2 separate regions of the Homo sapiens genome follow, and region 1 is linked to region 2. A link is an interaction called in ENCODE POLR2A ChIA-PET data of the cell type or tissue named here. Cell type or tissue: OCI-LY7. All regions are shown on one strand.

Evidence for each region. ChIA-PET counts read pairs that join two places held together with the same protein. Peaks named below come from ENCODE experiments on the same cell type or tissue, not always from the same donor. Only the 100,000 strongest peaks of a DNase experiment are listed, where the experiment ranks them.
Region 1: POLR2A ChIA-PET joins it to region 2 with 6 read pairs; 2 of 35 experiments call an interaction of 5 or more read pairs at or near these places.

The regions. Positions count from the first base shown.
Region 1 is chr3:112,230,782-112,234,781 of GRCh38, forward strand. It overlaps SLC9C1 (solute carrier family 9 member C1), which reads right to left. Exons shown (of 29, transcript NM_183061.3): 13 at 580-705. Among named protein-coding and RNA genes, the nearest start is that of SLC9C1, 61 kb to the right of the region's middle. In OCI-LY7, no CTCF peak of the experiment used is centred here; no DNase peak of the experiment used is centred here.
Region 2 is chr3:112,165,887-112,169,886 of GRCh38, forward strand. SLC9C1 (solute carrier family 9 member C1) reads right to left here. Exons shown (of 29, transcript NM_183061.3): 24 at 3,311-3,442; 25 at 2,991-3,176; 26 at 1,335-1,461. Among named protein-coding and RNA genes, the nearest start is that of TBILA, 34 kb to the left of the region's middle. In OCI-LY7, no CTCF peak of the experiment used is centred here; a DNase peak (open chromatin) is centred at 2,015.

The sequences.
Region 1 (4,000 bases), 65 kb after region 2:
CCTGGAGAGAAAATGAAAACTAGCCTATTAGCAATTTCCAACAGTTTGTATGCTGCTGTGCTACAGCATTTCTCTAATTTTTAGCTAATATTTGAATGAAAACATAATACTCTCTTCAGTCAGCTATTAGAGGATTTGGCTGTATCATTACATGAAAAACTGGCTTGGATCCAGAGATGGGCAATATCACAGAACTGATTGCCTAACACATCTGAAGTTTAACCCCAGTTGCAATTTCTACAATTGGGATCTGTCAAATTCCCAATTCTTCATAAATAAATCACTCTTTACTTAAGTTAATGTGAGTGAATTTCTTTCTTTCCTTCTTTCTCTGTCTTTCGTCTCTCTCTCTCTCTTTTTCTCCCTTTCTTTCTTTCTTTCTCTTTCTTTCTTTTTCTTTCTTTCCTCTCTCTCTTTCTTTTTCTTTCCAATCAAGCAGATTCCTAAGACAATGTCAAACTTCCCTTTGCCTTTGTAAACAATCTATTAAGTGAGCATGATCAAGATGTCTTTATAAAGGAGGAATTTTTCAACATAATTTTTGGCCAAACATAATTTCAAAAGAGAATAATACAGTACTATTTGTGCTGACAAGAGACGCCTGTTGGCCAGCTCCATTGCTTCAGTGTTAAAGATCTCATCTATTTCCTTGTTACAGTGTGGACATTTCACCTTCTGATGTTCTGTTGTTTCTTCTTCGTTCAACTAAATAAAACATAAATAAAAGAACAAAAAATACATGAATATTAACATATTGTTTAGCAAAATCCACAAGCAATTTTTGTACCAGTTTGCATTGAAAAATGGTAGCAAATCTGGTAGATAAGAAAAATGTTCAGATCCTCATCATTTGCTCAAATGTCCTAATCATTTGCTCAGTTATAGAAGGTAAAATAATTGTCAGTTTTGCGGGGAGGAGTTATATCATATCTTTACTTTTACACGGCATTATTAACAGTTTAAAAAGCTATCACATATATGATCATGCTTTACACTAGCAGTTTTCAAAGTGTGGTCTCCCAGCAGCATCAGAATCACCTGGGAATTGTTAGAAACGTGCATTCTCAGATCCCACCTTAGACCTAGTGAATCATAATTGGAGGAGTGGGCGTCAATCTGTGTTTCTAAAACCCCATTTGAAAATTTTGCTGCAGCTAAAGCTTGACAACCACTGCTTTAAAATGATACTTAATGTAAAATAGAAAGTGAACACACGTAAAGGAAATGGGAGTATGAATAATTTACAGATGAGAAACTGAAGCTTAGAGAAAATTGATGATATGCTCAAAATTACAAAGCTATTAAGTGAGAAAGCTAGGCTATAAAGCCAGATTTTCTGATTCCAAGGTTGGTGTTCTATCTTTAATACTATAATATCCCTCATGTTTGCATCACAAAAAGGAGAATGTAGTCATTTGATCCTCTGCCTTCTAAAACAGATCAAGTACCAGAGTGGTGGCCCCAACACTGGCTTCTGCATTAGAATTAGCTGGGTAGTGGACTTAAAATATTCCTGGATCCCTGCTCAGACCACCTGCATAAAAATCTTCAGAGAGTAGGTGAAAACTCAATCAATATTTTGAGTAAACTATCTGGATAATTCTGATGCAGACAAGTCAGCAAAAGTTCACAATCAGGTATTGGAAGCTACTAGAGAAATCTTTGGATATGACATGGTACTTGTTCCATCCAGAAATCCTGGCAGTATTCCTGCAGGCACAAGTGTCAGTTCTAAATTCCTATCTGGAGCTTTAAGCACTGGTTCAGTGGATATGAAATGGATTTTTTCAGAATTCTACTTCATAGAGACTAATTATCTCACCTAAGCACTCCCAGAAGTTGGCCCCTCATATTGTGTTTTGCAAAAAAAACAAAAACAAAAACATTGTAAAAACCATTGAAAACTGGACATGATGTAGGACACGGAAAAGTGCAGCAGCTGTGAAGACCCCAGGACAACTTTTATTATTTCCCTTTAGGGAAACCATGACTGATTAGTGTGCTGAGTGTTCTTAAAAGAATGAGTCTGACTGCAGATATCTTAAAGCATATCTCAGAAGCAGAAGGTGACATCTCCCACAGCTAAACTTTGGCTTTGAATTCTATTTTATATTGAAAATATTTTTAACCATAAATTAAGGTCTAGCAAATGCTTAGATACACAATAGCCTAAATAAATAAACAAAGACCCCTGACCCCTCCCAATTTGGTCAAAAACTAGCCATTTTCTAAGGTTCACTTTCATACACACACACACACACACACACACATATATATATATATATATTATATTTTTTTTTTTTTTAAGAAAGGGTATCTCTTTGCTGCCCAGGCTGGAGTGCAGTGGCACAATCACGGTTCACCACAGCCTCAACCTCCCAGGCTTGAGTGATCTTCCTACCTCAGTCTCCCGAGTAGCGGGGACTACAGATGCACACCACCACCCAACTAATTTTTTGTATATTTTATAGACACATGGTTTTGGCATGTTGCCAGGTTCGTCTCAAACTGCTTGGCTCAAGCAATTCACCTGCCTTGGCTTCCCAAAGTGTTAAGATTACAGGCATGAGCCACTGTGCTGACCTATGATGTCTTTTAAAGGGAGCTCCAATACACAGCCTCCTCTTTTGAATTTAAACATATATATTTTAAACATACACATAAAACATATATTTTATTTTCAAATTTTTGGTATTTCTTGATTCTTTTTTTCATTATACTTTAAGTTCTAGGGTACATGTGCACAATGTGCAAGTTAGTTACATATGTATACATGTGCCATGTTGGTGTGCTGCACCCATTAACTCGTCATTTACATTAGGTATCTCTCGTAATGCTATCCCTCCCCCAACCCCCACCCCACAGCAGTCCCCAGTGTGTGATGTTACCCTTCCTGTGTCCATGTGTTCTCATTGTTCAATTCCCACCTATGAGTGAGAACATGCAGTGTTTGGTTTTTTGTGCTTGTGATAGTTGGCTGAGAATGATGGTTTCCAGCTTCATCCATGTCCCTACAAAGGACATGAACTCATCATTTTTTATGGCTGCATAGTATTCCATGGTGTATATGTGCCACGTTTTCTTAATCCAGTCTATCATTGTTGGACATTTGGGTTGGTTCCAAGTCTTTGCTATTGTGAATAGTGCCACAGTAAACATACGTGTGCATGTGTCTTTATAGCAGCATGTTTTATAATCCTTTGGGTATATACCCAGTAATGGGATGGCTGGGTCAAATGGTATTTCTAGTTCTAGATCCCTGAGGAATTGCCGCACTGTCTTCCACAATGGTTGAACTAGTTTAGAGTCCCACCAACAGTGTAAAAGTGCTCCTATTTCTCCACATCCCTCTCCAGCACCTGTTGTTTCCTGACTTTTTAATGATCGCCATCCTAAGTGGTATGAGATGGTATCTCGTTGTGGTTTTGATTTGCATTTCTCTGATGACCAGTAATGATGAGCATTTTTTCATGTATCTGTTGGCTGCATAAATGTCTTCTTTTGAGAAGTGTCTGTTCATATCATTTGCCCACTTTTTGATGGGGTTGTTTTTACTTGTAAATCTCTTTGAGTTCATTGTAGATTCTGGATATTAGCCCTTTGTCAGATGCGTAGATTGCAAAAATTTTCTCCTATTCTGTAGGCTGCCTGTTCACTCTGATGGTAGTTTCTTTTGCTGTGCAGAAGCTCTTTAGTTTAATTAGATCCCATTTGTCAATTTTGGCTTTTGTTGCCATTGCTTTTGGTGTTTTAGACATGAAGTCCTTGCCCATGCCTATGTCCTGAATGGTATTGCCTAGGTTTCCTTCTAGGGTTCTTATGGTTTTAGGTCTAACATTTAAGTCTTTAATCCATCTTGAATTAATTTTTGTGTAAGGCATAAGGAAGGTATCCAGTTTCAGCTTTCTACATATGGCTAGCCAGTTTTCCCAGCACCGTTTGTTAAATAGGGAATCCTTTCTCCATTTCTTGTTTTTGTCAAGTTTGTCAAAGATCAGAT
Region 2 (4,000 bases):
GCAGGCCTCCTTGAGCTGCAGTGGGCTCCACCCAGTTCGATCTTCCTGGCCGCTTTGTTTACCTACTCAAGCCTAAGCAATGGCGGGTCCCCCTCCCCCAGCCTTGTTGCTGCCTTGCAGTTTGATCTCAGACTGCTGTGCTAGCAGTGAGTGAGGCTCCGTGGTCGTAGGACCCTCCAAGCCAGGCGCTGGATATAATCTCCTGGTGTGCCGTTTGCTAAGATCGTTGGAAAAGCACAGTATTAGGGTGGGAGTGACCCGATTTTCCAGGCGCCGTCTGTCACCCCTTTCTTTGACTAGGATAGGGAATTCCCTAACCCCTTGTGCTTCCCAGGTGAGGCAATGCCTTGCCCTGCTTCAGCTCACACTTGGTGCGCTGCACCCACTGTCCTGCACCCACTTTCTGACACTCCCCAGTGAGATGAACCCGGTACCTCAGTTGGAAATGCAGAAATCACCCGTCTTCTGCGTCACTCATGCTGGGAGCTGTAGATTGGAGTCTAGCATTTCTTTAAATGTTAAATGTGCATCCTTCGAGCTGGAGAGCTCCACATGGCTGGGGAGGCCTCAAGAAACTTACAGTCATGGTGGACAGCACCTCTTCACAGGGCAGCAGGAGAGAGAATCCCACATTGTGTTTTCAGTGCAAGTTTTCACCTGTGAATTGTCTTTGGTTGATCTCTTGATTGGTAATATTTTTTATAGACACAGGATTTTAAAATTGATTTCTATATTTCTATATTTTGAACATTATTTCTCCTTTAATGAATTGATCAATTAAATTCTATTATTATTACTTATTCAATAATTTTTAAATTTTTAATATTTATCTCAAAATTCAATTTTTAAATTTATCTCAAAAGTATTTTTCAAATTTTAACCATGGTCTTAATAGTAGTGATTAAATAATCATATATGTTATGATTAAAGTTTTATCTATTAAAATCTGTAAGAAGAATAGGCTTTATATCAAAATTATTCATCTAGTTCCAGTGATTTATGTTTGTTGTTCAGACAGTACAATGCTCTTTTTATTGTTATTGCTATGTAACATATCTTAATTTTGGGGAAGAGCTAGTAATTCCCTCATTAACCTTTTTTCATATCATTTTGATAATTATGCACTTTTGTTCTTATGGATGAAATATATAATAATTTAAAAATGTAACTTCAATATTGTCTGTCTGAACTCATACATTGAATAGCAAATATGGCAGTTAAAAGGATTCCTCAATATATTAGGCAGAATGCAAACAACAGTTTCCAAATACACATATGGCTATTTTATAAAGGGAAAGTAAGTTTTCACAATTGCTGAAAGAAGTCTAACTCACCTATTAATCCTGGTGTAAGATAACTTTTATGTTTAGGAACAAACTTTCTAATATTCCTTCTGAATGTTTTCATGTTAATCGGAGTTTGAATAATCACTACTTTTGTGAAATCTTCAATACTTTGTATCTGAAAGTTGACAGAATGCAAGTTAATTTCTGAGCAAATATCCTACAATTAAAAATTTACCTAGTAAGCTGCTATTTCTGGCTTTCTCTAGGTATCTGGGAAAAATGGAAAATATTAACAAATCAACACAAATAAGATTAATATCTTAAAATACTTGGATATATTGGTTTTGTAAAAGTCACTATTCCATATACATTCATTGATTTTTAAATATTTCTATTCCATATGAAAAAAATGATTAAGAATGAATTACCAATGGCCCTTTAAAAATCATCCAGAGACTTTTTCCACATGGCAGAAAGAAAGTTTAATGAAAAGAGTATTTCAAAATATTCTTTTCATTAAACTTTCTTTCTGCCATATAGAAATATTTCAAAATATTCTTCCACCTTGTGGTTGTTTTCAATATAGTTTGAATCACACTGGTACCCAAATCCACAATGAGTAGGGCTCTGTTTCTAGGAAAGTAGATAGAGTTTATCAGGCTTCAGGCTCCTGCTTGGCTGTCTAAATTCTCAACAAGCACCCACACCAAATCTCTGTTACATGTTCAAGGATAGAGGTAGAGAGCAGCGTAGCGGAGAATGTTTCACTTCCTCTCATTAAGCATTATGTCAGTGCTGGTGATGTCCACTTAGAAAATTTTCTTGTGATCCTTTCTCACCTTGGGATCCCTCCCATTCCCATTACACTTTTTTCTTATGTCCAAAATCTACCCTGTAAGTGCTTTTATCCTAGCTGTAAAACATCTTATTAATATCTTTACTTATTTGTTTCTTTTCACTTGGTTGAGAGATCTCTTGAGGATAAGTTGTAAGTATCATTTTTTTTATCATTTCAATATATAGCACTGTATTCCAGCATATTTTAAATAACTCTGAGTCCTCTTTGAATTACTTTTTGTAGCTGTGTCTTTTATGTGCCCTGATTCCTATTGACATGTGCCTCTCTGATTCTCCCCCAACACAAAACAATACACACACACACACACACACACACACACACACACACACACACACAACTTCTTTCCTTCTTTACATGGCTCAGGTTCTCATTTTGATTGGCAGGGGAACTCAATTAGCAATTTAAATATGAGAAGACATTCACTTTCAAAGCAGCTGTAGGAATACTACTAATACTCAATTCAGCATCAGTCTGGCAGAACCTTTCTAGAGCATTGTTGATACAGTTTTTCTGCAACATGTGAGTAAAATAAATGCACCCTCTTTTGCAATGAATAACTGTACCAAAATCTAACTGTAACCAAAATGTCCAGCTTGGCCTTCATAGGCATTGGATGGGAATAGCTTGTGCTTGGGCTAGCAAGTGCCAAAGCAGTCAATGAACTTGGTGTGTGTGGGCCTATGTGGGTGTGGTTGTGGGTATGAGTGAGTGTTTATGGAGTGGTGGGAAAAGGGAGAAGATTGGAAGATGAAAAGCTTAAGATTATAGTGACAGTTTTTCTGACGTTAATACATTGTTGGACATATGGCATATTGATCTGAAGACAGGAATCAATATTTCTTTACCTGATGGCATGTTATAGGAATTAAGAAAGGTGCTCTATAAGTTTTTCGTAACAGACAATCTTCTACAGCTCCATGTATGAGGATAACATAGATTAGATTTTCATCATAAATATCAGTTTTGGTACTCATTGGTATATCTACTACATAAATATTAGAGAGCTTTAGTTGCATATTGTAGTTCCAATCCTGTTTTAGAAAACACAATTTCAGTCTATTATTAGTCTATGAAGTTCAGTATATATTCATAAATAGTCAATTATAATGTTTTAATGCCATTCCATTCAAAGAAAGAAAGACAAGTTTATACAAGCACTTCCTACCTCATAAGATAAGTGTTCTCTGATTTTTCTGGCTGTAATAGCGAGTCCAAGTTTTAGCCACATTTTTTGTTTAATGAGAGGAGAGCATTGCTCAAAAGCATCATACAAGTGAGTTTTGGGAATAAAACATGTCTGGAAAAGAAGGATGTAAATTTGATATTTTATTTTGTGCACTATGGTTTAAGGAATAAAGTTTTTTTGTTTATGTACACTATTAAAGCTAATAATTTAATTAGGTAAGATTCACATAATAGCATGGAAACTTAGTAAAATGTGTCTATCAATGAAAATTGGTGTGTCCTTTCCCTATGTTGTTGTTGACTTTGTCAAAATCAGTTGGCTGTAAAATGTGGCTTTATTTCTGGGTTTTTAAATTCTGTTCCATTGATGTATGTGTATATTTGTAAACCAGTTTCATGCTGTTTTGATTACTATATCTTTATAGTATAATTTGAAGTTAGGTGATGTGATTCCCCCAGCTTTGTTCTTTTTGCTTAGGATTGCTTTGGATATTTGAGCTCTTTTTTGGTTCCATATGAATTTTAGGATAGTTTTTTCCAATTCTGTGAAAATCAGGGCATTTTGATAGATATTGCATTCAATCTATAGGTTGCTTTGGGCAGTGTGGTCACTTCAACAGTACTAATTCTTCTGATCCATGAGCATAGGATGTTTTTCATTTGTTTGTGT